Linked DNA regions of Homo sapiens: region 2 is linked to region 1. Evidence: read pairs that join two places in POLR2A ChIA-PET (ENCODE). Cell type or tissue: Panc1. All regions are shown on one strand. Each heading gives the region's core, and the rest is flanking DNA. Links, peaks and the distances in the headings are about the cores only. Region 1 has its middle 21 kb from the start of MIR593. Region 2 overlaps LOC124901744 (a long non-coding RNA gene).

What was found. ChIA-PET counts read pairs that join two places held together with the same protein. Peaks named below come from ENCODE experiments on the same cell type or tissue, not always from the same donor. Only the 100,000 strongest peaks of a DNase experiment are listed, where the experiment ranks them.
Region 2: POLR2A ChIA-PET joins it to region 1 with 5 read pairs; 2 of 35 experiments call an interaction of 5 or more read pairs at or near these places.

What each region holds. Positions count from the first base shown.
Region 1 is chr7:128,094,884-128,110,739 of GRCh38, forward strand. No RefSeq gene overlaps it. Among named protein-coding and RNA genes, the nearest start is that of MIR593, 21 kb to the left of the region's middle. RefSeq lists enhancers at 8,316-9,153, 13,510-13,589. In Panc1, for the core only: no CTCF peak of the experiment used is centred there; a DNase peak (open chromatin) is centred at 4,668.
Region 2 is chr7:128,219,374-128,235,229 of GRCh38, forward strand. It overlaps LOC124901744 (a long non-coding RNA gene), which reads left to right. Exons shown (of 2, transcript XR_007060516.1): 2 at 4,660-5,236. Among named protein-coding and RNA genes, the nearest start is that of LEP, 14 kb to the right of the region's middle. In Panc1, for the core only: no CTCF peak of the experiment used is centred there; no DNase peak of the experiment used is centred there; H3K27me3 peaks cover 300 bases.

The sequences.
Region 1 (15,856 bases), core at 2,434-7,433:
TGGTGGGAAGGCATCGCTTATCTCTGGGCAGCTTGAGGAGTCTCCTGGTCTCCGAGGGTGGATGCAGCAGAGCCCAGGGCTTGGGAAAGCCACCAGGGAAGTATTGGTGGCTGAGACTCCTCCGCAGCGACCTCATCTCCCTCCTCTTGCTGGTGGACAGGATTAGTAGCGAAGGCGGGCAGTGGAGAGAAGGGCTCCCGTGACTGCCTCCATTTTATTTATTGGTTTGATTATTTTTGCGTCCTGGGGAGAGAGTGGACCCCGTTTTTTGCATTAGCCCATATTGGGAAGCAATGGGGATGGGCTAGAAAGCTGGTGCCTCAAGAGTGGTTATTGATGTCCTAATTACAAGAGGATGCTAATTTAATTTGAACCTAATTACAGTGCACTACCCTGGGTGGCATGTGTTTTAATAATTAACGTCCTTCAGATGCGTAGGAGTGTAATAATATTTACACTAGGTTGGCCAGCAGCCTGTGGAGGCGGACTGGGGGCCCATACACCACCTTCTCCCTGGACAGCTTGGCTGTGAGCAGGTGGGGAAGAAGGCACATGGGTCCTGGCTGGCGAGTATCTTGTCATCCTTCCCATGTAACATGCTTGGGCCTCATTTCCAGCCACTTCCTTGACCCAGCAGGCAGCTTTGCTCTGTGGGGCACCAGGCTGGAACTCTGGAATACATCAAGACTGGCAGGATCAGGTCTCTGGGCTCCAGCCCCAAACCCACCTCCCCAACCCCAGTCTACCACACAGGGATGTTTCTGGCCTCCTCAGCCTGCCTGGTCCTATTCCGGGAAGGGCTTGTTTAAGGGGGAGTTTAGGAGGGAGGAAGGAGAGCTGCTTGGTTTGTCTTCATTCCTGTAAGGGAGGTAACATTTATAAGGAAATAGACACATTCGAAAAGGTGCACAAATGAAAAGGGTACCGCTCAAATACAAAGTGAACATTACCCACATAAACAGCACACACACCAAAAAGCATCAGCAGCCCCTCATGCACCCCTCCATAGCCGCTCTCACCCCCAAAAGTAACCCCTCTTGACTTCTATCCCAGTAGATGATTTTGGCCTATTTTGTTTGTTATGTTTTTATGTTGATTTGTTTTTCTTGGTTTGCGTGGCTTTACATTTTACATAAGGGGACTCAAACCATATGTATTCTTATGTGCCTGATGTCTTCCACCCAGCACACCTGTGAGATTCATCTGCGTGGTTAGGTTCATTTTAGCTTGTGCATTTTGTGTGGTCCATTGTATGAATACACCACTCCTTGATTATTAGAAGTCAGACATTGAGCTGTCTGCTAGGGCTGTGTCAGGCCCTAAAGGAGAAATCTGCTCATCCTAATGATGCAACTGGGGGCAGAAGGTGACATGAGATGAGAAGGGGAAGCAAGATGACGGGGCAAGGCAGTTCCGTCCCCAACAATCCCAGAACAGTGTGCTTGTCTGTGTGACCCCTGTGCCCAGCCTTTCTGAGCCTCCACAGGTAGGGACAGGGCCTACCAGCAAGTCCAGAAGCCAAGCAGAACCAGGGGCTTCAGAAATGGGCCATGGGCACTTTGGTGTCGCCACCAGCTCTCACTAGGCACTAAGTGTGGCTGGCAGGCCAACTACATCAGAATCACCTGGGGTGCTCGTTAAAATACAGCTTCCAAAAATAGTGCCAGAACTATATTAGGAGTGGTGGGGGGGTAAGTGAGCTGAGTCCTCCTCATCTGTCATAGCAGGAAGACAATGGGTAATGTCTGAAGTTGATAAAACAAGAACTAGCTTATTATTTAGCAATAAGATAGTAACCATCAGATCAAAAACATGATTAAAAGTGGTTGCCTGTAGGTAGCACACTAGGGATGGGAAGCGCTGCTTTTTATTATAATCTCTACTATTGAATTTTCTAACCATTTGTGAGTGTTTTCAGTGGTCTTTTTAAATTCATTGTCATGTAAATATACATGTATCTAAGTGCCACTCCAGACCTACTACCCCAATCCCCGTGGGGTGGGGCCTGGGGATCCACTTTAACAAGTTTCCTAGGCGATTCTGATGAGTTCTCAAGTTCAAGAATTGGCTATCACTGTCCAAACTCATTTTATAGGATGAGAAGGGAGACAAAGTGACTTGCCCAAGGTCACCCAGTTTATTAATGGCAGGGCCAGGAATAGAAAACAGATCTCCCGGCCCCAGGCCTATGATTTTTCTCTCCGTCATGGCTTTCGCCTTGGAGGGTATCCATCCCAGCAGGCCTGGCCCTCGGGGGCCTGCAGGGTGAGCTGGGGTCCCAGTTCAGACAAAGGAGGCTAGGGTGTCGTTGCACAGGGCGGAGGAGTGACTCCTGTCACGGGCCCAGAGCCCTCAAGCAGGCAGATATTTCTAACCACTGCATGTTGACAGTGCCCTGGATTTCTGCAGATCCATTGCAGGAACCAGCACATGCAAAAATGGGGCTGCTCCTGTGGCTCTGCCAGCAGCAACATCTTTGAGGTTTCTTTCCCCAGGATGGGAATGAGTCTGCCCTGAGCCATCCATAGCCCCTGAACATTCAGGCATTTAGCATTTCCTGAGCTGCTCCAGGCACTGTTCTAAGGGCTGGGAGAAAAAGGGAGAGTTATCTTTGGCCTCGTGGGGCTCACAGTATACTGAGAACAGATGTTGGTGATAGAAAGACCTAATTGATGTAATTGATGTATGTACAAATGCTGTGGCCTTAGCTTGTGGAGTTGACAGTGGCCATGCCCCATCACCCAGCAATTTCCTCCTGGTTCTGTGGCCAGGGGCTATTTGCATGTGTTAAGAACAACCCACCGGCTGGCGCGGTGGCTCGCGCCTGTAATCCCAGCACTTTGGGAGGCCGAGGCGGGCGGATCATGAGGTCAGGAGATCAAGATCTTCCTGGCTAACACGGTGAAACCCCGTCTCTACTAAAAATACAAAAAAACTAGCCAGGCCTGGTGGCGGGCACCTGTAGTCCCAGCTACTCGGGAGGCTGAGGCAGGAGAATGGCGTGAACCCGGGAGGCGGAGCTTGCAGTGAGCCTAGATCGCGCCACTGCACTCCAGCCTGGGCAACAGAGTGAGACTCCGTCTCAAAAAAAAAGCAAAAAAACCACCAGGACCCATATGCAAGAATGGGCACTGCAGCTTTGTTCCTACAAACAGAAATGAGACACTACAGGCATGGCAAGGTATTCACACAATGGAATATTACTCAGCAATGAAAATGAACTGTAGCCACACAAAGCAAGGATAAATCTCAGAAATAATGTTGAATGAATAAAGCACATCTCAGAGAACTTCATATCATATAATACCATTATTCTAAAGCTCAAAACCAAAAATACGTTGCTTAGATATACATGTATCTAGGTGATCATTTAATTTATTGTCCAAATAGGGATGTTTTTGCGAGCAAAAAGGAACACAAATTCTGACATTTGGACTGCAAGTGTAAGTTGACACTATCTCCAGTAAACTGGGACATGTGGACACCCCACATATATGTATATAAAACATAAAAGCAAAGGGATGATAAACACAGAAATCTGGATGGTGGTCACCTCCAGGTGGGGCAGCGGACCCCAGGGGTGAGATAAGGAAGGATGCTGGGGAGACATAAGTGACTGGGAATGTTCTGTGTGTTGGTCTGGGAGGTGGGTCTATAGATGGCTATTACATTATTAAATTAATAAAGTGTAGGAACTCAAAGGAGAAAGCTCTTCCAGGGAGGTGAGGAAGGTTTTGAGGACAGGGTGACAACTTCAACAGTTTACCTGATAAACAATGGGTCTGGTTGAGGGAACTCACTGAGCAAAGCCCTCTCATGGCTGGTGGGGCTCTTCTCAGAAGGCTCTCTGCATTCCAAGTCTAGCGTGTGGCCACAAAACTAGGGACTTTGTTCTCACCAGCCCTGGGCACTGACCAGCTGAAGCCCCACCCTTTTGGGAAAAAGCAGCCATCCAGGACAGGGAGAGCTGACCAGGCCTGCACGAGACACTGACTTCAAGGTACCCTGCTCACTTCAGATTAAAGTGTAAGTTACGGGAAGTGCACAGATCTTAAGCATATGTGGATTTTTGCGAATATATATAGTGAAGCTACCATTTGGATCGACTGTAGAACATCAGCATCCCTGAAAGCAACAACTTTTACCCCTATCACCATAGTTTGGGCTGTTCTTGGTGCCAGGGTCTTTTAAAGGACATTTTTTCCCTGAAATAGTCCTGACGACATGATGGGACCTTACAATCTCTAGGTATCTTTGCCAGAGTGCCTGTGCCTGGGGCTTGAATTGACACAAGGTAGGATAGGGGCTTCAGAGCCCCTACCCCCCCAACCTCTTCACAGCTGCCTCAGAACCTTAGGCAAGGCCAGCAGGAGACAAGGGTCCCTCACCCTGCTGCTTGAGGGCCTTGGCTGTGTCTAGCCAGGCAATACAGACCTATTATCCCAGCTCAATCGAGTCATTCTAGGCCCTGGGCCCAGTCACTGCTATGGATCAGGTGATACTGATGCAATTCAGTGAGCAGGCAGCTTCAATCTATAGGAGTCATCTGGGCCTGGGAGATAGGCCAGCTCCCCCTCCACTTGGGCAGATCTCACTCTCCTGCAGCCACGTGAATGCCACAGGTCTAAGACAGATCCTGTGGTGTTAACATTTTGTGTTCTCAATTACGTAGAACAAAATGAGGCCAAAGCTACTTACGGTTATTCTAAATGATACTTCTGTTTGGCTTCACAATGCGTTTACATGCTTGACTCACCTGTGGTCAGCAGTCTCAGCCTCAGAGATGTCACAGTAGAGGAAATGGTATTGATGGAGCCAAGTCCGCCCTCCAGCCCACTGCAGAAACAACCAAGCCTGAGTTGGCCACCTCCCTCCAGCCTGTCCTAACACATGCTCAGGACAGGACCTGACCAGTGGGTAAGGAGTTTGGGTTTCAAAGAAGCAGAACCATAGGCTGAGTTCAGAGACTGAATCAATAGATAGATAGATGTCAGACAGACTAATAATTATCAGGCCAAGTTGGTGCTGGTCAAGAACTTGGCCATGAGATTGATCTCAAGGAGTCAGTGGTGGAGGATATGGTTGGTTCTGAAGGCAGACGGGCTGAGCTTGAGTCCTAGCGTGCCGCACGCTAGCCGAGTGCCCCAAGTGGGCTAATTAACCTTTCTGAGGCGGTTCCCTCATCTGTAGACTGAAGAATAAAAGATAAAAATTCCTACATCGTAAGGTTAATAAAAGAATTCAGAGGCCAGGCGCGGTGGCTCAAGCCTGTAGTCCCAGCACTGGGAGACCAAGGCGGGAGGATCGCTTGAGCCTAGGCATTTAAGACCAGCCTGGGTAACATAGTGAGACCCCAGCTCTACTTTTTTTTTAATTAAAAAAATAAAAAAGGAATTCAGTGAGATTTGTAAAGCACTTTACACAGGGCCCAGCACAGATTCTGTGTTCAGTGTTTGCTGTTATCACCCAGGGAGGAGGGTGCAGGCATGGAATAACCTCTCTGCTCTTGAGAGCATTGTGGGGTTGAGGCCAGAAGGGAGTCAAGGTGTCAGGAGGTGGGGGGTGGGGAGGCTGAGATGACTGGGCTGAGTCTCTGGCTGTCCAGTTGTGGAGTGATGGGAAGCAGGAGTCATGCACACCCAGGGCAGGGGGTTCCATCCCTTCACCTTGCTGGCGTGGAACTAGTCCTGTAGCTAAGGTGTTCAGCGCATGTGCACTGAGTACCTGTCGTGCCAGGCACCATTTGGGTGCTGAAGTTACAGAAGCAAACAGCACAGAGCTCCTGGCTGCATGGACTAGGGAGAGGACATATGCCCATACTCACCTGGCATGGAGGACACCATGCCTAGCCAAAACTTACACATAGACACTTTGCCTCAGACCTGAAATCTGGATTTAGACAGCAGAAGGAAGTTAGTGGTAGGGGTTGGGGTGTGTGTGTGTGTTTGTGTGTGTGTGTGTGTGTGTGTGTGTGTGTAGATGCCTCTTGGAGGAGCCAGTTCTGATTCACAGACCTGAAAACCAGCAGCAGAAAATGACTCCTCCCTGCTGATGTGGGTGTAGTTCTGGAGAAAGTCCTGTGCTGGGGCTGAGTGGACCATGGGCAGGGAGTGGGGTGGAGCAGGGGCAGTGCTAGGGGGCAGGATGCTGCAGTGCACCCCACCCACCATGGGAAGCCCCGAGATGGAGTTTACTGGGGCCTGGATGCAGGGGGAGCAGCCAGTATCACAGCTGCACTCCTGCCTCGACTCCAGCACATAGGCCTCACTGGCTGTGAACAGGGAAACACTAGTCTCAGGTTCCCAGGGAGCAGAGCTATGCAGAGGGAGCCCTCCAGAGTCAGGCGAAGGGCATCATGCCAGGCAGGAAGTATTAGCACTGATGTGGGGGCACCTCCTAGGCCGTCCTCATGTCCACTGTGTGAGTGGCACACAGTGCATGACAGTTGGGGACATTCCCATTTGACAGGGTGACAAACCAGAAGAGGTGGGTGCCTGATTCCAAGTTACACAGGGTGTGAGGAGCTGCACAGAGGCCACCATGATGAGCCACTTACATGACCTTGACCCCTAGTGAGAAGGACCCGTGTGGGCAAAGACAGATCTGAAGCTGCACTTTACTCAACAGCTGGGGAGGGCCGTTTCCAGAGGGGGCTTCACAAGGTGCAGTCGCACAGGCACTCGGGTTTGCAGGGAGGAGGATGTCCTTGGGAACTAGCCTGGCGGCCTTGTCTCATCTGGCCTGATCTGTAGAGGGCAGCTCCCAGGGGGGAGACCCGAGGCAGAGATCACAAATAGTGCCATGTCTGATCAATTGATAGTGGCTCCCTGGGGTGCCCTGTAGTCAAGGATTCTAAGGTCATGCCAGAAAGTCAGCTGTAATCAATTATTAATGTCTACCAAGGGTGTGGGAAAGGGGGATGGTCATGTGTGTCCCATATATTTGCCATCCTGTGTCAGTGCTTTCATGGGAAGAGGGTTCAGGAATCTTACTACATCAAAGTAGGGGGCACTTCCACAGCATCCTTGACGCAAGTATCCACTTCTGCTTGCAGAGAGGGCTGGAAACTCCCTCTCAAGGAAGTGGCGCCCAAATCAGTTCTTACCTCGTTACTGCTATCGTGTTCCAATTGCAAATACTGTTTTGCAGTTCATAAGCAGAGTTAAACACCTACTCTCTGCTGGGCACAAGGGACCCACAGCTGAGCCAGTCAAGTCCCCTGATACTATCTGCAGATACTTGAACCTGGTAAACTTCAGTGAGACCACTTTTCTTGGGGAGAGGGAGAGGCCCCTAAAGGCAGGGACAAGAGAGTTCTCCAGAAGCAGGAAGAGTTAAGGCCCTGAACCTGGAGGTGGCTCCTTGGGCATTTCCTGAAGACCAAGCTTCCATTTTCCTCTGGTGCCTTCCAGGCCAGCAGGCCCTGGAGCAGCGCTTCTCAAACTTTAACTTGCTTGTGAATCATCTGGGGATCTTGTTAGAATGCACATTCTCCTTCAGTAAGTATGGGGCAGGGCCAAGAATCTGCATTTCTAACCGGCTCCCAGGAGGTGCTTTGGGCCAAAGGACCACCCTGAGGAGCTATCCCCTCCCCAGCCCTTTCAGGCCAGAGGCTACCAGCAGGAGGTAGTAGGTAGAGAAGCCCACCTGGTTCCCACAGAGGGCTCCTGGGAGGTCTGACCAAGGCCTGAGTTTGGAGGCAGGGAGCAAACAAGACTCATGCTACCTAAAGCCAGAAATATAAGGGAAAGAGCCAGACCCTGGCACAGCTCTGCAGGAGAAGCTGCCTGAGGAGAGGGGCTGGGGCTGAGGCTGGTGAAGAATCTCTGCTCTAGGAGCTCCAGGGCCAACATAGAGTGCAGGCAGAGCTAAGCTCTGGAGTGTAGGCTCTCTAGACTGTACACCTCCAAAATGATCATGATGTCAGCAGCAGCTCAAGATCTGTGTGCTCCCACAAGGGCTAAGCACTTTATGGGTAGTCTTATCAGGGAAGGACCCTTCCCCCGGTTTTACAGATATCCTCTGGAAGACAGGCCTAGAGTCCATGACTTGCAAGTATTCAATAAATGATTTATGAGTGAATGACTAAAAGTGCAGCTGAGTCCTGGCAGAGGGCATGGGGTCCCACCCAGAGACAGGCAGAGAAAGTTGAAGTCCCAGGATTGGAGGCCGTTCTTCCTCACCTCCCCACCAGGCCCAGGCAGGGCTTGATCTGAACGGAGGCCTGGGAACCTGTGGCCAGCCTTTACTTGTTGGAAAAGAGCAGTCCTTAAGCTCAATTGCTCCAGGTTGATGCTTCCCTACTTTTTTTTATTTATTTATTTTTATTATTATTTTTTTTTTATTGAGACGGAGTCTTACTCTGTTGCCAGGTTGGAGTGCAGTGGCGCGATCTCGGCTCACTGCCACCTCCGCCTGCTGAGTTCAAGCCTCAGCCTCCTGAGTAGCCTCCTGGGTAGCTGGGACTACAGGCGTGCGCCACCACGCCAGGCTAATTTTTTGTATTTTAGTATAGACGGAGTTTCACCACTTTGGCCAGGATGGTCTCGATCTCCTGACCTCGTGATACTCCCGCCTCGGTATCCCAAAGTGCCGGGATTACAGGCATGAGCCACAGCGCCCGGCCCCTAGTTCTTTTTAAAAAACGCTAGATCCGTCCGCTGCGCTGAGTGGAGGCGGGGCAGGCCTCCGTTCTCCAATTGGCCTTATCCACCGAGCTCTCCCCTTGTGCCGGGCTCTGTGCCAAGCACATCACACGCTGTATCCTGCGGCCAGGTTGCTGTGGTCCAGGGTCGTACCCTGGTCCAAGGTCGCAAACCGAGGTGGGACTCCGATCCGGCAACCACGCCCGTGGCCCGGAAACGGCGTCCCCTGAGGCCCAGGAGAGGCCGGGCGGTGAGCGGCTGTGGAGCCGAGCGCGGGCAGTGCGGATGCTGCCTATGGGGGAGGCAGCCAAGGACGGAGGGCGAGAGGCGGTTCTTCCAAGGTCACCCTCTTCCGGGTTGCAAGCAAAGGTCAGGGGATCCCGGAATGGTTAGTGCAGGAGCTTCTCTGTGCCTTCCACGTCCTAGATCCTCAGAGCCTCAGAAACGGAGATCATCGTCCCCACCCCCATTTTACAGATGAAGAAACTGAGCCGAGGAAAGGAAGCGACTTGGCCAAGGTCGGAGAGCTCATTCTTTGCAGGGCGGGGTTTGGAACCCGGGGTCTGGCTCTCGGCAACGCGCCCTCGGCCCGCAGCCTCCTGCCCCCTGTGCCCCGCTTCGGCCCCCAGCGCAGCTGCAGAGGGGCCCCCCTCGACGCATACACTCAAGAGCCCGACCGCGCGGCTGAAATCGCGGAGCTCGGAGCCGCGGCTGGCTGAGCGATCGCGGTTCCTGGGCTGCGTGCGCGCCCCTTGGAGCTGAAAGGAGCGCCAGGATCGGGGGCGCTGCACCGGGCTGGGCCCCTCAACGCTCGCAGACCGGGCCGGGCTGCAGCTGGAGATGGCAGCAATCCCGGGAGGTCTCCGGGCCTCTTCAGGGTGCGTCCAGGAGGCGGGTTCCGTGCGACGCGGCGCAGCCCACCCCCACGAGACCGCTTAACTTCGCGGGGGCAGCCTCGGGCGCTCGGAGACGCGGAGGCCCAGACTGCAGCCTCCGGATGCTGGAAGCCCAGACTCCCTGGGGTCACCGGCTCTCCCGCCACCCCAGCTGCAAAGAGTCCCATTGCTTCACCGTCCGGAGCTTAGTCTCCTTGTTCCTCTACCAGTCCCTCCCTCCGCAGGTCTCTGGGGACTTCTGACCGCCTGTTCTTACTCTCCCCCTGCCCCCATACTTCCCGCCCTTGTCTCAGGAACGGTGATACAGTCATCGGATTGCTCTCCATCTCCTGTTAGTCTACACTGCACACAACTCAATAATCCGCTCCCTTCATCCGGGTGACAGAGACACAGATAATCTGAGCTAGTGGTGCTCAAAGTACCGGTCCCAGAACAGCAGCATCAGCATCTCTTGGGAACTTGTTAAAAATGAGAATTTGGGCCGGGCGCGGTGGCTCACGCCTGTAATCCCAGCACTTTGGGAGGCCGAGGCGGGCGGATCACGAGGTCAGGAGATCGAGACCATCCCGGCTAAAACGGTGAAACCCCGTCTCTACTAAAAATACAAAAAATTAGCCGGGCGTAGTGGCGGGCGCCTGTAGTCCCAGCTACTTGGGAGGCTGAGGCAGGAGAATGGCGTGAACCCGGGAGGCGGAGCTTGCAGTGAGCCGAGATCCCGCCACTGCACTCCAGCCTGGGCGACAGAGCGAGACTCCGTCTCAAAAAAAAAAATGCGAATTTGGGGGCCCCACCCCAGATCTACTGAACAGAAACTCTGTGGAGCCCAGCAGATGATTCCCATGCACACTAAAGTTTGCGAGCCACTGATCTAAACATTCTTTCATCCATTCATTCTTCACCTGGCCCACCCAGCATTGCCAGTGGGAGAGACACCCGCAAAGCACCAGGCTGTGAGCCCCACCGCCGTGCACTCTGAGACACTGTCCACTAGCTTTGGGATGGCAGGCAGAGGTACTCCAGCTTGGTCTAGTGCAGACCTGGGAATCAGGACCTGGAAAGGAGGCCCCAGGTGCCAGCCGGCAGGTTAGCTAATGGCGGCCAAGGGTTACCCCGGAGTGGGGAGTGGGGAGAAGCTGCCTGGTTTGGCCCGTGCTGCTGCACTCAAAGCACCTACCTTTCAAAGTGCAAGAACAGGAAAGTGACCCTCCTCTGCCCCCAGTAAGTGATGACGGAGTCTCTGGAAGGCCAGACAGATGGGATCTTGCTCTTTGCAGCAGTGAGCTATCCTGACTGGGTGGGTAACCAAGGAGAAGGGCTTTCTGCAGGAGAGGAAATTCATTCCTCTCTTCCAAAGTAAGGGCTTCTATGGCTGTCTGCCTGGAAGGAAACCAAGGCAAAGAGATTAAATGTGGAAAAGGTCAACGTTCTGAAAGGGAAGCTTTATGGGGTCCTTCCCATACAACGAAGGAACTAGGGGCAGCCACATAAGCCAGATGGATCAGGCCAGTGGGGCTTAAGTAGAGCCCAGAGCCCAGCTTTCCTTGGCTGCATTCCTACAGGCAGGGGCCAGACACTTAGAGATACACTGCACCTTCCCTCAGGTCGGAAGGGAGGGGACGGAGCCCCTCCTGGAAGGCTTCAGGTGAATATAAAACTAGAGCCCTCACCACCCCAATCTGTGACATCACATGGAATCTGATGTTGTTTGATGGCATTTCGGGTGTCCCACAACCATGCCTGCCATGAAGTCATGGCTGATATTTATGCCCTGGCCCCACTCTGATCTCAGGGAGAATATCTTACCATAAATTGGCATGCCATGGCAAACAATTAAAAGAGAAAAACCTCAGTGCAATCTCAGGGTGCTCGGAAATGAGGAATTACAAGGTGGTGGCATGAAAAAATTATATAAAAATCTATTTTTACATCACAATAATGTGCTTTTATACGGGTTGTAATTTCTGGATGTGCAATAAAGTGGCTTTTACATCAGGCAGAATCAGAGTTTATAGGCAATCGGTGCTTTTATCTGGGAAAATATAGCTCACCCATCTTCACACCATCCATCCTGCAGGCAGCAGGCCTTATCTTCCCCAGCACCAGTGTCTTTGGGGAAATAATTATGCAATTAAAGTGTCAGCCCACCAACCACCCACCAACCACGCCCCCACCCCCACCCTGGGATCTTCCAACCACATCTTCCAGCTTCTGTCATTGGCTTCTTCCCCAAGGTAGAACAAGCCATGGGTCCAGGACAGGGTGGCTGAGGTACCAGACAGATGCTGGTCACTGTCTCCATTGGGCCAGGGAAGATCCTGGTGGGCTCAGAGAAAATATCTTAGGGCCAGCAAGCACTCCATAAACACCAAGGATCTGCTATGGGCCAGGCACTGTGCTGGGAGCCTGGGACCCTGTCACAATTTTGTAACAGTCATGATGCAGGCAGGGAAGGGAAAAGCTCTGGCAAAGGTCAATCCAGGGAGCTGAAGGGCCACAGAGGAGGAGTTTGGGGTGGGGGGGAGTGTGGCACTGTACTCTGGAGGCAGGCAGGTGACACAGGGGAAGGTTTGAAGACAAGTGTGTCCTAGAGGGGAGGTGCCAGCCCAGGTCATGTTTCTGATTGGAGCACTGAGACAGGCATATTACAGGACGTGGTAGCTGTCCTCAGACACTGAATGTTAGTGCCAAAACTGTCCTTAAATATTATGTAGTCTGGCCCATCATTTTATGTATTCCTTTAACATATCAGATACTATATCATCAGTCAGGGGTCCAGCAGGAAACACAACACATTCCATTCAATAAAGGAATATGCACAAAAGCATATGGGCAGAGTTTAGGGAAATCAACAAGAGATGGTACAGTACCCGGGGCCAGCAAGAGAGAGCAGTGGTTACCACCCAGAGGCCTGAAGTAGCAGAGACTGGACACAGTTAATGGCACCCTTTGAGAGGAGCTGCATGAGGGCCATCAGGCAGCTGACCTGGCTTGCTGTCACCTGAAAAGTTGAGCAAAGAAGGCCTAAGTGAATGAGACACGTTTTGAGGGGAGAAAGGAGCCAGGGGAGTAAAGCCCTGCTCTCCTCTCCTGCTCCCTTACCCCTGCCAGCGCCTCTCCATACTGCTCCCTCGCCCCTGCCAGCGCCTCTCCATACTGCTCCCTCGTCCCCTGCCAGCGCCTCTCCATACTGCTCCCTCGTCCCCTGCCAGCGCCTCTCCATACTGCTCCCTCGTCCCCTGCCAGCGCCTCTCCATACTGCTCCCTCACCCCTGCCAGTGCCTCTCCATACTGCTCCCTCACCCCTGCCAGTGCCTCTCCATACTGCTCCCTCATCCCCTGCCAGCGCTCCCTCATCCCCTGCCAGCGCCTCTCCATAATGCTCCCTCACCCCTGCCAATGCCTCTCCATACTGCTCCCTCACCCCTGCCAGCACCTCTCCATACTGCTCCCTCACCCCTGCCAGCACCTCTCCATACTGCTCCCTCGTCCCCTGCCAGCGCCTCTCCATACTGCTCCCTCGTCCCCTGCCAGCGCCTCTCCATACTGCTCCCTCGTCCCCTGCCAGCGCCTCTCCATACTGCTCCCTCGTCCCCTGCCAGCGCCTCTCCATACTGCTCCCTCGTCCCCTGCCAGCGCCTCTCCATACTGCTCCCTCGTCCCCTGCCAGCGCCTCTCCATACTGCTCCCTCGTCCCCTGCCAGCGCCTCTCCATACTGCTCCCTCGTCCCCTGCCAGCGCCTCTCCATACTGCTCCCTCGTCCCCTGCCAGCGCCTCTCCATACTGCTCCCTCGTCCCCTGCCAGTGCCTCTCCATAGCCATCACCAACCAGAAGCCAGAGATGGAGGGAGTCTGCTGGTGCCACCCAGTCAGATCTGCCTGCAGGGCAGAGAGCAGGGTGGAGGGCCAATCTGGATGTGCAAACGGGAGCCTGCCAGCATAGGCACAGATTGGGAATGATCAAACAATCTGGTCATTTGGCAAAAATAGAACAGTACACCAATGGCTGTAATTTTTATGTCTCTATAGTGCAACTTTGTAGGTTTTCTCATCGCACATTTTTGGCTCACCACAACCTATACTCAGTGTCAGCTTTGACAATCTTACATGACACTGTGCTCTGTTTCACAGCTAGGGAGCCTGCATGATACAGTGGAAAAGAATTCCATGAGGCCATGTAGATGGGTTGGAGGCAGGTGAGATGGCAGTCCTGACGCAAGTGCGGAACATGCCCACCCTGAGGTTCTGCATGTCTCTTTTTGACATGTACCCCCCGCAAATTCCTCACATGCTCTCATAAAAGGACGGGGTAGGACATCTATAGCAATATTCCTTGAGGTGGTGGGAGATGGAGGGCCCACTCCAGGGAGACTGGTTGGGTAAGATGCAACAGAAGCAAACCATGGGACTCAGTAGCAGGAAGGAAACTGTGGTTCACATAGAGCATGCAAGAGTTCAAAGCAGAGCTGAGTAGAAAGAGGAAGACAGAAGTGAGATTTGTAATTCTGAACCACTCAAATAGGTTAAAAATAGCACTCACAGGCAACAAACGCATACGCATGCACACACACACACACCATTTTGCACTCTTACAAACCAAAACACTTTAGAATGGTTGGCTTTTGAAAGGAGAGGGAGAGGAGAGGAATGGCATTGAAAAAGGATAAACAGCCCCCTAAATAAAAAGAAGAGAGCCTAGACTCAAGAGACAGAACACACCTGGGCTTCCATCAAAGAAGCTGTACTGTGTGTGACCTTGGGTAGGCGTGTTACTGAGTTGTTTCATCTTGCAAACAGGAGGAAACGGTAATAAATAGATCCCGAGGCATGTCAATGTGACCTAGCTAGACCTGTCTGAGACGCTGATCCACCAAGACCTGTTCCCAGGTGGGTTGACAAAGGCCTGTGTCCCAACAAGTGTAGGGCAAAGGGCAGCCTGGGCCACTTGGAGGTGACCCAGCAGCAGCTGTGTATATGTGGTCAACATACGCGACACATCCAGAGCTCTGACAAAGCCCCTCAATCCAAAAATATGTCTCGCTGCCAGCATCAGGGGTTCCTTTCTTTGAGCTAAAGCCTCTTCTGTATCGGGGGAACCCGCCCCCAGTATTTCAACGTAGGCTCTTTCTATTTTCCATAAGTGTCAGCCAGCTGAGAAATAAGGAGAGAGTACAAAGAGAGGAATTTTGCAGCTGGGCCGCCGGGGGCGACATCACATATCGGTAGGACCGTGATGCCCACCTGAACCTCAAACCAGCAAGTTTTTTATTAAGGGTTTCAAAAGGGGAGGGTGTCTAAGAACAGGGAGTAGATCACATGCTTCAAAGGGCAAAAAGGAGAACCACTGATAAGGGTCTGTCTTCAGCAGTGCACATATTGTCTTGATAAACATCTTAAACAACAGAAAACAGGGTTCGAGAGCAGAGAGCTGGTCTGACCACAGATTTACCAGGGCCCGGTTTTTCCCCACCCTAGTAAGCCTGAGGGTACTGCAGGAGACCAGGGCATATCTCAGTCCTTATCTCAACCACATAGGATAGACGTCCCCAGAGCGGCTGTTTATAGACTCCCCCCAGGAATGCATTCCTTCCCCAGGGTATTAATATTAATATTCCTTGCTAGGAAAAGAATTTAGTGATATCTTCCCTACTTGCATGTCCATTTATAGGCTCTCTGCAAGAAGAAAAATATGGCTCTTTTTGCCCTACCCCTCAGGCAGTCAGACCTTATGGATGTCTTCCCTTGTTCCCTAAAATCGCTGTTATTCTGTTCATTTTCAAGGTGCACTGATTTCATATTGTTCAAACACACATGTTTTACAATCAATTTGTACAATTAACACAATTATCACAGTGGTCCTGAGGTGACGTACATACTCAGCCTATGAAAGTAACAGGATTAAGAGATTAAAGTAAAGACAGGCATAAGAAATTATAAAAGCATTATTTGGGAACTGATAAATGTCCATGAAATCTTCACAATTTATGTTCCTCTGCCACGGCTCCAGCCAGTCATTCCATTCGGGGTCCCTGAGTTCCTGCAACACTTCTGCACAGAAATGCAAAATACACACACACACACCCCACCCCGCCCCTAGGACTCATTTTGTTAGCGATCATTAACAGTTTCAGCCATTAGCTCTCAAGTTGGTTTGAATTTGTTGGTAGGATTAGCTCCCTATCACCTGAAAAGCTGAGAAAAGAAGGCCTAAGGGAATGAGACACATGTCTGAGAAGAGACAGAAAGAGAGAATGTGTGTGTGTGTGTGTGTGTGTGTGTGTGGCAACTACTGAAGGTGGGTAGGATGCTAGGGGCCT
Region 2 (15,856 bases), core at 5,301-10,300, 130 kb after region 1:
CTCAGAGAAGTCCTAGAAGGGAGAGAAGGCCTGAAGACACCATTTACAATTTAGCCTTTCCACTGCCAGAGGAAAAGCAGATTCTACTTATGGTAGTGACTATTGACACCTTCAGCATATAAAATAAGAATATAGCAGTGGAGTGAGTTAGTGTCCCTGTTAGTTTCACTGAAGCTTGTTATCCTAGCAAAGCGCCAGCCAAGGTCTTTCCCAAAGGCGCAATGAACTAAACTCTTCTCTGAAATCAGCTTATTAGTATTATCATGACCACTTCAGCTAGCTCACCCAGGACCTGGGAATGAGCTGGAGAGTGAACTACAGAGGAAGGGAGAGAAAGAGAATATCCTCAAGGCAGCAGGGGATTGAGGGGTCCTTTGTCTCCTCCTGCTTCCCAGCAAGTCTTGCCTGATGGAGGAACAAGAGCAGTCAGAGGACGGGGTGGGGAAATTCCAATTCTGTGTGTCCTTCCTTCACCATGCCAGCTGCTCTGGAAACCTCCAGTTCCAGGTCAGATGCCTGCTGCAGTTCCCACTTATATTTAATTTGGTAGAGTATATCTCCTCCAATCCCAGTTTTCTCCAAGGTCTGCTCCCAGATCATCGTTTGCCTCTTAAATACCACATCCTAGCCATGAACTTGGAATTCTGAACATTCAATGGCCTGCCCCCTTGGAACGCCTCAATTCTGCCTCTGGGATGAAAGTTCCTTGCACGTTTTCACACACATGGAGTGCAGAGAGTCACTGAGGACCCAAGGAGAACTTGAACATCACCTTGACCACCTGTCATCAGCAGGAAGTCAGGCTGGAAGCACTTGTTGAAGCCCCCACAACCTTTGGTGAATGAAAAATAGAGATGTTCCATTCCAGACAAAGCACTGCATGCTTGGGCAGCTGTTCCACCTGCCACCAATCCAACCCGGATTTGCTCTTCACTGACTTTTCACTTTTCCACGCAGACCAAGACCCCATGAAAATGCCCATGGCCAGTGGGGTGACTGATTTCCAGCAAATGTGTGGTCCTTCTAAATTGGGGAGGTTTACCAGAAGCATGTATTAGATGAACATGGATTTGTGACCTGTGCTCAGGTCCCTGTTAGTTTCACTGAAGCTTGTTATCCTAGGAAAGCACCAGCCGAGGTCTTTCCCAAAGGTGCAATGAACTAAACTCTTCTCTGAAATCAGCTTATTAGTATTATCATGACCACTTCAGCTAGCTCACCCGGGACCTGGGAATGAGCTGGAGAGTGAACTACAGAGGAAGGGAGAGAAAGAGAATATCCTCGAGGCAGCAGGGGATTGAGGGGTCCTTTGTCTCCTCCTGCTTCCCAGCACAGCTTTAAACCCTGTGCTCAGGGTTTAAAGCATGGCGAGAATGGAAACCGGATGGTGAGATTGAGTCCTGGTGGGGCTAGTTGACTTCATTTTGATCAAGATCACAGATTTTACCCCTGACCCAGATTAAAATCTATAAAATGGGCTTTTGTGACCATGAGAGACACAAGCAGTGACGTGCAGGAGCAGACTTATAGTGGCTTGTGAGAGCCAGGTGTAAAATATTCTGGAGCTTTGTAAGCCAATTTTTAAAATCATTAGTAGCTTGAAATCTATCGTGGTGCAAGTATTTATACCATGGAAATTGGTAAACCCCTACAAATCGGGGTTTCTCTTCCTCCTTCCCTCCTCCTCCTTCTTTGTGAGAGCTAGTTTACCAAGGCATGTGTGTCTTCTCGCAAAACCATTCTTTCATTGGAAAAACTATTCCAGATATGGGATCAGGGGAACAGTTTTGTATATGGGAAGAACATAGCTCTCTGGAATCACAGACAGCTTTGAGGACTCAAAAAAAAAAATCAACAACCAACTTTTAACATTGATAGAAACTTTGATTAGATAGGGAGTTGTGGCTTCAGTGACTGTGCTGAGATTTTAAATTTAAAAGATCTTGCTGAAGTGAAAATTACATGTAAATGTTGGGTTGTATAGCACTGTAGGAGTCTGTAAAAAGAGCTGTAGTAATGTTCTGTAAAAAGTCTTTATTGAATTCTCAGTAGAGCAGTGGTCTGTCGTTGATGTGGCTTCCAGGGAGGGAGCATCTGGCCCCCAATCCTTGCAGAGAGGGGCTGACACCCGGATTGCTGCTGACTGTGCCCACTGCTGTGGGGGCTGCTGCAGGAGGGAAAAAGAGCTTTGAATAATCTGTTACGAGCTCAACCGTGTCCCCTAAAATTCATACATTGAATTCCTAATCACCAATGTAACTGTGTTTGGAGATAGGATCTTTAAGGAGGTGATTAAGGTTAAATGAGGTGGGGCACCAATCCAATCTGACTGATGTCCCTATCAAAGAGGAAATGTGGACACACAGAGACACACTGGGGATGAGCATGCATAGAGAAAAGGCCACATGAGGACACAATGAGAAGGTTATGTCTGCAAGCCAAAGAGAGAGGCCTCACCAGAAACTAAGTCTGTGGGCACCTTGATCTTGGATTCTCAGCCCCAAAACTGTGAGGATGTAAATTTCTGTTGTTTAAGCCAGCTCATCTGTGGTATTCTGCTATGGCCGTCCTAGCTGGCTAATACCATCTGCAATCCAGATTGCTTATTTCTGTTCTTATCTGTTGATTGATCAGTTTTACAGGGTAATTGACCTTCCTCCACAATTCTTCAGGCTCTCCTAACCCTGCCTGAGATTCTCAATGTGCCTAGTCACCCAACTGTGACACCAAGGGGTGGGGCCATGGAGACTGACTCAGAACTTGGCAGGTTACCTTAGGGGGTGACAGTCAGATTGAACGTGTGTAGAACTTAGCTCTGCCAGCATTTAGCTGCAGAATCATGAGCAAGCCTTTGTCCCCTTTATGCCTCAGCGTCCTCATCTGTAAAATGGAGGCAAAAATATTCTCCCTTATAAGATTATGTTGATGATAAAACAAGATCATGGAAGGATAAGCACGTGGCACAGTGCTCAGTGAGCACTCTCTTCTGAAGCGAAGCAGGCCTGGGGACAGCCTGGCTTAGAGATGGCTCTGCTTGCCCTAGCACTGGGTGGGTGGAGGAGGCATCGGGGGATGGGGAGGGTGCCTGAGAGGGCAGGGTCATTCCTCTCCAGGTGACCTGCACTGTGGGGAGCAGGTCACCTCACTAGGACAGTTCCTCCTGGGACCAAGACCTTCCCCCTGTTGAATTTTTCTCCCTTTGGTTGTTCCCTCACAGAACATGCTCTTCATGGAGAATACTGTGTGGCTTAAATAAGATAATCAAGTAAAAGCTTCACAGAGAGCCTGGCTTTCAGCAGGCACTCAATACATGGTAACGATTTCTACATCTGCAGTTCCTAAAGCAGCTTTCACGCCACCCCCCAGGGCAGCTGTAGCCACAGAATTGAGGCATAATTTGGACACTGTTGGTAGAAACAGCATTGGGTAACTTTATTAACCAATTTGGTTCAGCCTTATTAAGGAGGAGAGCTCCATTCATGCCAAAGGCTTCTCCAAGCCCTTCGCAAATAACCAGGATTCAACAGCCTGAACTCCCCCAAGAATGACTCCGTGCCAGAACACAGCACAACCCAGCAGTGTGGCCCTTCCTGATTCTCCCATCCTCCTTGCCACATGGGCTGATGGAGGCTTAGGTTCTGTGGCTTTACCGAGCTCCAACTCTCTTCCTGCACTTGAGCAAGAGCACTTGGTGACCTGGTGAGATGGTAGAAATGGACACAAGCCCTGACTCCTGGCAGGAGACTTCAGACTTGCAGCATGTGCTTAAACCACAGGAAACGGTGTGGCTCACAAGTGGTCTGAGCCCAGGAATGATGAACCCCATGATGCTGGGAGTTCATCTCATCGAGTCAGCTCTGTGACATTTGGGCCATGGAGCTGTGGACCCAGCTCTCCAGGAACTTCTGCCTGCAGTGACTGAAAGCTCTTTTGACACTTTTCTATTTTACTATCCCCTGGGATCCTGCTGAGCACACAGGGAGGCTTCAGTAGAAGTCACTTTGTGTCTCTGTGTCACCTTCTGATTAAAATAACTTTAAAAGTCATGTTCTGGGCCATGCACGGTGGCTCATGCCTGTAATCCCAGCACTTTGGGAGATTGAGGTGGGTGGATCACCTGGGGTCAGTTCAAGACCAGCCTGGCCAACATGACAAAACCCTGTCTCTACTAAAAACACCAAAAAAAAATTAGTCAGTCATGGTGCGTGCACCTGTAATCCCAGCTACTCAGGAGGCTGAGGCACGAGAACCACTTGAACTCTGGGAGTAGAGGTTGTAATGAGCCGAGATCGTGCCACTGCACTCCAGCCAGGGTGACAGAGCAAGACCCTATCAAAAAAAAAAAAAAAGGAATCAAAAAGAAAAAAAAGTCATGTTCTGGAATGGCCTGCTTCGTAGGTACAAAAGAGCAGGGTTTGCAGAGTCAGGCAAAATAAAGGGTTGGCTTGCAATCTAACCTTATCAGAGACCTGGTGGCTAAGGGACCCTTCTGTGGAGATTTGCGAGAATGTACTCAGCAGAGAGGTGAGGCTCAGAAATGAATTCAGGTAAGGAAAATCCTCTGCTGATTCAGAAAAAGGGCACTCACGAGTTTCTAACATTCTGGAAACATCACATGTTACTCTATTTACTCCCTATTTACTCTCTTTCTATCTGCAGGGCCCAAAGCAGGATGGAGATAAAGATGCCCAGAAGAAACCAAAGCCTTCTTGGGGGAAACTGTAAGAAGTCAGGAGGGAATTCTTTATTAGAAATTGAAGATCCCGCTGGGCGTGGTGGCTCATGCCTGTAATCCCAGCACTTTGGGAGGCCGAGGTGGACAGATCACCTGAGGTAGAAGTTCGAGACCAGCCTGGCCAACATAGCAAAACCCCATCTCTACTAAAAATACAAAAATTAGCCGGGCGTGATGGCACGCACCTGTAATCCCAGCTACTCAGGAAGCTAAGGCAGGAGAATCACTTGAACTTGGGAGGTGGAGGTTGTAGTGAGCCAAGATGGCGCCATTGCACTCCAGCCTAGGCAACAAGAGCGAGACTCCATCTCAAAAAAAAAAAAGAAAAAGAAAAGAAAAGAAAAAAAAAGAAAGAAAGAAGTTGAAGATCAAAGCTGGAGACCAGGACTCTTGACAAATCTGACCAGATTTGAAACACACCTAAGAAATGTAAGACTCAATTAATTCTACATGAGCCTAAGAATTAAACCAAATAAAGAATGACAACACAAGTAATGAGGATACTGGCTTATGCCTAGGTGTTTGTATTTCTTTAGGTCTAACTCCAACTGTATATCCTATTTTAAATTAATATTTGTTATTCTTTGTTTTTTGTTATTTTAATAAAAAGCTCTATTTAAATGTATTTAAATAACATTAGCCAGATGTGGTGGCTCATGCCTGTAATCCCAGCACTTTGGGAGGCTGAGGCAGGTGGATTGCTTGAGCTCAGGAGTTTGAGGACAGCCTGGCCAACATGATGGAACCACGTCTCTACAAAAATACAAAAATTAGCCAGGCATGGTGGCACACACCTGTAGTCTCAGCTACTTGGGAGGCTGAGGTGGGAAGACTGCTTGAGCCTGGGAGGTTCAGGCTACCATGAGCCTTGATCACACCACTGCTCTCAAGCCAAGGCAACAGAGTGAGACCCCATCTCAAAACAAAACAAAAAGAGAACACTAATGCCGTTAGAAAAGAATGCTTTCATTACTAACACCACTGGGGAGCCAAGCAATTCAAACCCGCCTGACTCCATGTGGCAGCTTATTTCAAGTACAGGCAAGGAGACTCAAAGGAAATAAACAGTGTGTGGGGGTTCTAGCGATGCAAACCTATAAGGTTCTTGTAACTATCATAATGCTTGATCAATACTTATTAACAAACCACATTCTAGGAGGAACAAGTTTTAAAAGCCTGAAAATTGGACAGCCAACGTCCTAAAGGTGAGTGAGTAGCAGTGAGAGAGAGACCAAACACAGTGTGTCCCTGGGGTGATGCTGCTGTGCTTTAGGTGAAAATGTCAGTAAATGGTTTAGCCTTCACATACAAAAAAGCACACCAAATTCTACAGTAGTGAAAGGTGGAGGCATTCTGTGCAAAGTCAAGTTAGACTCCTTGGAGGTTCCAAGAGCTCAGAGGAGACCCTTGGGTTTTGGAGATATCCTGGGGCAACTTGTTTGGTTAAAAAATGTAGAAAAGGAAACACTGGGGACCCACAAAGAGATGAAAAACTACTCTTTTGTGGAAACTTTCATTTCTCATCAAATATCCATGTACCCACCCACTTTTCTGACCCTCTTCCATTAGTTAGGGGCCTTGTGGCTGATAGAAAAGTGACTGATGCTGCTTCTGGGCTGATGCATGTAGGAGCTGGCACCCAACATGCCAACTCGGGCCACATGCTGAGGTGTCAGGGCGGGATGTGGAATAGAGCTCCTCCTCCAAGCTGACTTGGGCGCATTGTGTAAGCACGCAAGAAGCCTGGGAGGTGCAAGGCCTCTGAGATTTCAGAGGTAGTTTGCTCCTGCAGTTTAGCCTCATTTGATCTGGTGTGTACATACTTCATTCCTATGCCAATCTCAGTAACCAGGCCAGGAGGTAATAGAACCTCTGCCATTAACCCATGTGTGAGCTTGAGGAAGTCACTCTTCTCTGGGTGTCATTTTCCTCATGTGGAAATTTAGAGTTGGGTCAGTTGGCCTTTCTGCTCTGTCAGTCTCCAATTTTGTATTTTTGAAAATTTCCATCTAATAGTGTCTGAAAAGTTGCCAGTACTAGTGTCTGTCTATCCCTGTCTATTATCTACATAGACACCGCCCCATCCACCCATCTGTCTATGTTCATCCATCCATCTTCCCAGAATCCATCCATCCTTCCATCCATCCATCCTCCCATCATCCATCCTTCCATCATCCATCCTCCCATCCATCCATCCTTCCATCATCCATCCTCCCATCCATCCATCCTCCCATCCATTCATCCTCTCATTCATTCATCCTCCTCTTCATCCATCTTCCCACCCATCTCCATCCTCCCATCCATCCACCCTCCCATTCATTCTTCCTCCCATCCATCTCCATCCTCCCATCCACCCATCCATCCTCCCATCCATCCATCCTTCCATCCTCCTATTGTCCATCCTTCCATCCTCCTATTGTCCATCCTTCCATCCTTCCATCCTCCCATTCATCCATCCATCCTTCCATCCACCCATCCTCCCATCCATTCATTCTTTCATCCATCCATCTTCCCATCCATCCATCCTTCCATCCATCCATCCTTTCATCCATCCATCCTTTCATCCATCCATCCTCCCACCCATTCATCCTACCATTCATCCATCCTCCTATTCATCCATCCTCCCATCCATCTCCATCCTTCCATCCATCTCCATCCTCCTATCCATCCATCCTTCTATCCATCCATCCTTCCATCCATCCACCCATCCCCCCATCCATCCATCCATCCGTTCATCCTCTCATCCACCCATCCTCCTATCCATCCATCCTCCCATCCACTTATCTGCCCATCCATCTCCATCTTCCCATCCACCCATTGCTCCATTTTACTCCTGTTTCATTATGAAGGGAGCTGGGACAGCTGAAATAGTGTTTGGGACTCAACAATTTGCCTCCCCTTCCCTACATCCCTTACTGTGATGGTTAATTTTATATCAAACTGGCTGGGCCACAGTACCAGATAGCTGGCCAAACACTATTCTGGGTGTTTCTGTGAGGGTGTTTTGGATGAGATTAACATTTAAGCCGGTGGGCTTTGAGTAAAGCAGATTACCCTCCACCATGTGGGTGGGCTCCATCCAATTAGCTGAAGGCCTGATGACAACTGGCAACAGCAAAACATCCTCAGAGATACACACATGAGCAGAAATGCAGGAGCATGCTCTGAATTCCCTAACATAAACATAGAAGGGCACACACCCCACATGCTTACAAACGAAAAATTCAAGGTGCTGCTCAGAATGTGCTAACACAAAGCAAATGCTGTCACAGTACCTCAGCACTATCCCTCCCGCCCGCACTCCTGCTCTGCCCAGGGTCATCCAGTGCCTCTTGGCCAGTCAGCATCCCCTGCACCAACTCTGCCACCCCCATGGCCCCTTCCTGATGGTGCTTCTGATTGGTTGCAACATGGACACTCAGAGTTTGGGAAGAGGAAGCAGTGATTGTGCTGTGCTTTGCAACCCCTCCCCCTGCCCCCACTCCCCAATTCTCTCTCTTTCTCTCTTTTTTTTTTTTTTCAGAGAACTTAGCAGTAAAGGCTAATTTATGAAGTCCCTAAAGATTTGAACTTTCTGCAGAACTGGCTGCAGTTTCCAGTGGGTTAGAGTCTACTTGGAGTAGAGCAGAAGCTGTGAGCTGTGCTGCCGAGAGGAGGGAAGGAAGAAGCCACAGCCCAGGACCCACACCCGTCCAGCATCCCCAACAGCCTTCCTCCCCTACAGAGAGCTCAAAGATGACACCGACTGTTAGGTGTGGGATAAGAGGGACACAGGGTGTGGGATGAGATCCAGAAGAGCAGGAAGGGGGAGGGGTCAGGAGCTCTGTGGTTGGAGGGACCACCTCCGTTACTAACATCCCAGTCAAATTCAGAAACTATCCAAGCCCTGGAGGCTCCTAAAGGCGCTTGCTCCACCCTTGTACCATCCCAGTTCCCTCCTAAGTTTGCAAGATCAAATCCAGTTTAAGGCTACTCCTTCGATTTTCTCATGTCATGAGCTGACACCCACTGCTGGGACCAAATATTCATTTCCCTCCCCATGAAAGCCAAAGCTCTATTCGGTAAGGATAAATTCACATTAAAAATAAGAGGTTTACAGTCAGGTGTGGTAGCTCACGCCTGTAATCCCAGCACTTTGGGTGGCCAAAACAGGAGGATCTCTTGAGCTCAGGAGTTCGAGACCAGCCTGGTCAACATAGTGAGACTCCATCTCTACAAAAAATTTAAAAATTAGCTGAGCATGGTGGCAAGTGCCTGTAGTCCCAGCTAGCTGGGAGGCCGAAGTAGGAGGATCACTTGAGCCCAGGAGGTCAAGTCTGCAGTGAGCCAAGATCGCGCCATTGCACTTCAGCCTGGGCAACGGAACAAGATCCTGTCTCTAAAACAAACAAAGAAACTAGAGGCTTTTTTTTAAATTATTTTTTAATTTTTTTTTTTTTTTTTTTTTTTTTTTGGAGATGGAGTCTCGCTCTGTCACCCAGGCTGCAGTGCAGTGGTATGATCTCAGTTCACTGCAACCTCTGCCTCCTCAGTTCAAGCGATTCTCCTGCTTCAGGCTCCTGTGTAGCTGGCAAGCACCACCACACCCGGCTAATTTTTGTATTTTTTAGTAGAGATGGAGTTTCACCATATTGACCAGGCTGGTCTTGAACTCCTGACCTCAAGAGATCCACCCTTCTCGGCCTCCCAAAGTGCTGGGATTATAGGCGTGAGCCACTGCACCCAGCCATCGAAGTAGAGGCTTAATTTTCCCTGTTGAAAATAACAGAAGAGCCGGGCACGGTGGCTCACACCTGTAATCCCAGCACTTTGGGAGGCCAAGGTGGGCGGATTGCCTGAGGTCAAGAGTTCAAGACCAACATGGTGAAACCCCGTCTCTACTAAAAATACAAAAAAATTAGCCAGGCATGGTGGCGTGCGCCTGTAATTCCAGCTACTTGGAGGCTGAGGCAAGGGAATTGCTTGAACCAGGGAGGTGGAGGTTGCAGTGAGCTGAGATCGGGCCACTGCACTCCAGCCTGGATGACAAAATGACACAGCAATACTCTGTCTAAAAAAAAAAAAAAAAGAAAGAAAGAAAGAAAAGAAAGTAACAGAAGAGACTCTCCCAGCCCATCTCACTTCCTTTTCCTAGAGCACTTACTTTTGGAAACCTGTAATCAGTAGTTCTTTCTCTGTCTCTTTTAAATGTATGTAAATCTTTTGAAAAGCTAAATAAGCCTCTTGCCAACTTTAGGACCCAGGTATGTCTTTCTCCAAGGACCTGGGAATCATCCCTTTGAAAGGTAATCATCAAGGAACATAGCTCCCCATCTTCTAGTCTCTAGAGAAGCATAGGAGCCTAACTTCAGCTCCAACTTGCAAAACTACCTTTTGCCATAAAGAAATAAGAAGTTTATTTTTCCTTTGGATAAAGGCAATTAGCAAACACAGATGGCCACTCCAATAACCAGGAGACTTTAGAATGAACTATGTGTGACAAATAGAACTAGTCCCCTGAAAACTAGTTATTGTTTAACGTGAGAACACGTATGTAACAGATTGGAGCTGCTTGGCTGGACAAAAGGTAAGACTCCTTTCTGTCTTTGCAATCTCTTCGCAGATCACCTGGCATGCGCGTCCCATTCTGGTTGAATGCTTGTGCAATAATAAAACTGTTTTCTTTCTTTTCAACCTTTGTGAAGAGGTTTTCTGAGTTGAGAGATTTTGTCTGTAATTATCGTTCCCCAGCAATTCTTGTGCTCTCCTAAAGAGAGGATACCCAGGCCTTTCAGGAGGAGGGAGGCTGAGGTAGCACCACTGGCAGGGGAGGGAAGGAGGAAGGAGAGAGGAGGGGCATGCAGGCCCTGCCAAGGTCAGACACAGCTGGTATAGCAGAGCCTGGGCATCATCCAAAAGAAACAGGCTCAATCCATCCTGTACAGTTCCCCGGCTTCCCCAGCCCCCAGCCCGTCTTCCTTCCCAGGCTCTCTGCCCTGGGTTCACTTGCCCTCCTTTATGCATCGAATGTTAAACTTCTTTTGTTTTCCCCTTCAGCAGTTCTTGCCCGCTTTGCATACAGATGCTGTGTGTAATAGATGCACGGTAAGATTCCATTCTCTACCTGTCCGCCAAGTCCCCTTTGTTTCCACAGTGAACCTCATTCATCTGGACCCCATTCATGACATTTTCAAAAATCACTTTCCTAAGCAAAGACTAAAGTGTATTTTGCTTTTTCTGTAAAGGAAGATGATGTCAAGTAAATTTATCAACAAACTTGCTGGGAGCCACTCAATTGACTTGAGATCAGGAATTGTTTTTGAACATTTGATGACAACTTTGCATACTGGATTGTCAAATATTGATTATTTTTCTCCTCCACCCTCACTCCCCACAGCTTAAATGGGACCCCAGGCACTGCCCTAGTCAGGTTGGGGGCTAGTTGGCTACCTAAGGGGAAGGCCTGAAGAAGCAATTTGGTTTAAGCCTTTGAGCTCTAATTCTCAACACTGGCTGCATTTCAGAATCACCAGAGGGGCTTTAAAGTATATATGTGAATGTGCAGATCCCACCCCCAGCGTTTCTGTCTTAATTGAGGCGTGGTGGTGCCCAGGGCAGCATCTGCCTTGACAGCTCCCGGGTGGGAGTCTCTATCACATCTGTCAGTCAGTGCTCCCTGTGAGTTCAGAAGCCTAGAGGTAAAGGCCTCTCAACTCTAGTTGCTCATTACAGCACCGAGAGAGCTTTTTAAAAATATGAATGCTGGCCCGGCGTGGTGGCTCATGCCTATAATCCCAGCACTTTGGGAGGTCGAGGTGAGTGGATCCCTTGAGCCTAGGAGTTCAAGACTAGCCTGGACAACATAGTAAAACCCCATCTCTACAAAAAATTAGCTGAGGGTGGTGGCACGGGAGGCTGAGGTGGGAGGATCACCTGAGCCTGGGAGGTTGGGGCTACAGTGAGCCGTGATCAAGCTGCTGTACTTCAGCCTGGGCAACAGAACAAGACACAGTCTCAAAAAAAAAAAAACCCAACCAAACAAACAAAACAAATTGAATGCCTGTCACAAAGCCCAGCGATTCTAGTTTTATTGGGCTGGACTGAGACCTGGGCACCGGGAGCCTCTGATGCGTAGCCAGAGTGAGACTCACTGGGAGAGGGGAAAGAACCGTGACTTCTCAGTAAGACTGACTAAGCCTAGTGTCTGGGCTCTGCTGGGTAAGTGTAAGCAGGTTGATTCACCTCTCTGAGCCTCAATTTTCTCATTTCCAACATTGGAGTGCTGCAACCCACCATGCAGGGTTGACTGCAGCTGGTGTCTTCCACCTGCATGGCCTGCGTTAGCTCTCTCAGTAGTTCTCCTTGTCAGAAAGTGGACATTTACCATTAGTAATTAACTATGTTACCAATAAGAATTCAGTTCTTATCAATAGAAAGGTGCTGCTTTTGGGGATGTGAAAAAGAAGATGCCAGGGCCCGCCTGTCCTCCCAGTCTTTGACAAGTGTCAGGACAGTGGCTCTTTTCCATCTCTCATAAAATCCTGTTTCAGGAGGCTGGCTCTTTTGAATCAAATTGTACTTAATTAAATCCTCCCTGAAACTCAGGGGAGTTTCATAGGAACTCTGCATATATTTACAGCCTTTGGCCAGGCACGGAGGTTTGCGCCTATAATCTCAGCACTTTAAGAGGCCAAGGTGAGAGCATTGCTTGAGCCCAGGAGTTCAAGAACACCTGGGCAACATAGGGAGACCCCCCTGTCTCTACCAAAAATAAATAAATAAATTAATTAATTAATTAATTAATTAGCTAAGTGTGGTGACATACACATATGGTCCTAGCTATTCGGGAGGCTGAGTTGGGAGGAGAGACAGAGCATGGGAGGTTGAAGAGGCAGTGAGCTGCGATCTTGCCACTGCACTCCAGTCTGGGCAACAGAGAGAGACCTCTTCTAAAAGAAAAACCGGCTGGGCATGATGGCTCACGCCTGTAATCCCAGCACTTTGGGAGGCCAAGGTGAGTGGATCACCTGAGGTTGGGAGTTCGAGACCAGCCTGGCCAGCATGGTGAAGTCTTGTCTCTACTAAAAATACAAAAATTAGCCAGGCATGGTGGCGGGTGCCTGTAATTCCAGCTACTCAGGAGGCTGAGGCAGCAGAATCACTTGAACCCAGGAGGTGGAGGTTGCAGTGAGCCAAGATCACTCCATTACACTCCAGCCTGGGCGACAAGGGCAAAACTCCGTCTCAAAAAAAAAAAAAAAAAGAACCCAAAAACCAAAAGTTCTGCATGCTAGATCTTATTGTAAAGAATGCATATTTGTATTACAAAATAAATGAAAAGCAAGTTAGCTCAGGAACTGAGCCTGGAACTTACTATCAGATCACATGGATTCCAGAGCATCTGTGTGTGTTTGGCTAACACCCCTCACCCCTTCCAGCCTCCATTTGCTCCACTAAATTTTAGACTGCGATTCTGAAAAGTGGGGTTGAAAATCCTGTTGCTGCTACGAAGACTGTGCAATTCTATAGCTCATTCCTAATGTCATTGTCAGCAGGCCAAGGATGCAGTTTCACAGCCCTGCTGGGTGTGACCGAAAGGCTTTCTCTAAGTGTGCCCTTTCATTAAACTTTCTGAAACTGCTATTGGCTTTGCACTCAGCGAGGTGCAGAAAGGGATAAAGATAAAACAGATACAGATTCTGCCTACCTGCCCTCAAATAGATTGAGGTTTGGAAGTTCAGACAGGTCATGCATGTAACTAACTCTAACACGCAGTAGAGAAGAGGTCTGGCTGGGAGTCGGGGCAGGCTTGCTAGAGGAGGGAGTATTTTAACCATGCATCAAGGAAGAGCGGAGTATGGGTAACGGGGCAGGTGATGCCCTTGTCCTAATGTCAAGGATGCCAAGGTCCAGGATGTAAGGAGGCAGGAGGCAGTTCCCGGAGATCTTGGATTATTTTTAGGAGGGGTGAAATAGCTGGTCAACAGGTATGCATGTTTTAAGGTCTTTACTGCACCTTGCCCAAGTGTCCTCCAGAAAGGATGCTCCAATGTACACTTAGCCAGATATTAAGATGCCTGGAGCCTTGGTCTGAAAATGCAGGAGGAAGAGGTGCAGGGGCTGTGAGGTGGAGCGGAGTTTGTCCTGTCAGCTCAACAAATATCTTTCATCACTGGGCTGTCTGTGTGGTGTGCAGAGATGAAAAATGGACACATTCCTGCCCTCAGGGAGCTCAACCTACTGGGAGAGATAGACCACAGCCCAAAAGTGTGGGCAAACCTAGGGCTCCCTTGAAAGTTATAAGCAGGTGTTGTTTGTTTGTTTTGAGAAAGGGTCTCCCTCTGTCGCCCAGGCTAGAGTGCAATGGCAAGATCACAGCTCACTGCAGCCTCAAAGTCCCAGGGTGAAGCGATCTTCCCACTTCAGCCTCCCAAGTAGCTGGAACCATAGGCTCATGCCACCATACCCAGGTAATTTTCTTTTTTTTAGAGACCACGTCTCACTATATTGCCCAAGCTGGTCTCAAACTCCTGGGCTCAATCAATCCTCCCGCCTCAACCTCGCAAAGTGCTGGGATTGCAGGTGTGAGTCATCCAGCCTGGCCTACGAGCAGGTTTTTGAGCTGAAAAGAGTCTGTCCTTTCTGGATTCTCCCTCTTTGAGGCACCTCATTCACCTCAGTGGAATTATTCACAGGGTTCCACCAGTAATCCTTGGGTTCCCTGACTCTCCAAAAGGCATCTAAGCTTCCTGGCTTCATATTGCCTGACTCTACTCCCTCCCACATTTCTTTGTCCCAGCTATTTAACTTCAGCACTGGAGGAATCTCCAAGGTGCTTGAAGAGTTCTGCCCAGCTTCCCGCAAGGCTGTGCCTTCTCAGGTCATCGAGCAAGGAAGCCATCCCTGAGAGTCTCATCCGAGAGCCCTTGCAGTGGGCATCCAAGGCCATAAATATTTGCATGCCTGTGAACCCAGCTTTCAGAAATGATCTTAAGGAAATAAGCATGAGTATTTGCAGAGATTTATCTATAAGATTATGCATGAGAGCCTTATTTATAAAAGAGAAAAATCATTGAAAATGACCTAAATTTTCATTCATAGAGTTTGACTAAATAATTTATGGCATATTCACACAATGCAGGAGTTGTAAATTACATCATGGAAGAATATTTAATGACATGAAAAGAAACTTAAGGCATTTGCAAAATACTGTGTACTACATGATACTATTTCTGATAGTAAAAAATATATACAAACGTAGAGACACAAGGGAGAGAGAAAAGTCATGTATCAAAAATATAAAACTTTCATGATTTCAGGGTAGTGGATTAATAAGAAATTTTAATTCTCTTTTCTGGATGTTTTCTATGATGTTCACTATTTGTTTAATCAGAATAAAAGATACTCTATTTTTGAAAATGATATCTCCTGGCACAGGACAATGATTCCCATCTGAGGCACATGCGGGTAGGAGGTGGGTGCTGGGGAGCTGCACTGCTTAGGCCAGGAGAGTCCCCCTGAGCTCCCGGCTGCTGGGACACACTTCTCAGCCATGCCCTCCTCTGCAAAGTGCCATACAGCAACCCTGGTTATGCAACAAGCTGCCTCGGCCCTGGGCAAACAGATCCTCTGACTCCTCGGCTCCATTACAGGCCATAATGGGACAACCAGACCTCAGGCCCGATGGTTGCATAAAAGCAGGATGGATAGATTTTTCTGGTCACTGTGTTCCACCCAGCTGAGCAGGCATATTCAGACTCCTTCCCTGCTGTACTGCTTAGCTCATGCGAAGCAGGAGCCTTCTTCAGGCAGCCTTCCGGACTAACTCCACTATGCCGTGTGCTTCAAAAGCCCCTGCTCTAATCCATAATGAACACTTGCAGAGTACTCTACTTGTAATAATCCAAACGATTCTCATGACAACACTATAAGTGGGTACTGTGATGCTTTTGTGACAAATGAAGCAACGGAGGCAGAGAGAGCACAAGCGATTACCCAAAGTACTATGCAGAGCCAGGATTCAAACCCAGGCAGTGCAGCCCCAGGGTCAGCCCGGAAGACACCACGCCATGCAGCCCCCTGGCAGATAATTGCTATCACAGCCACATTTGCATGGTGATTCTGAGTTGTTTCCAAATTTTT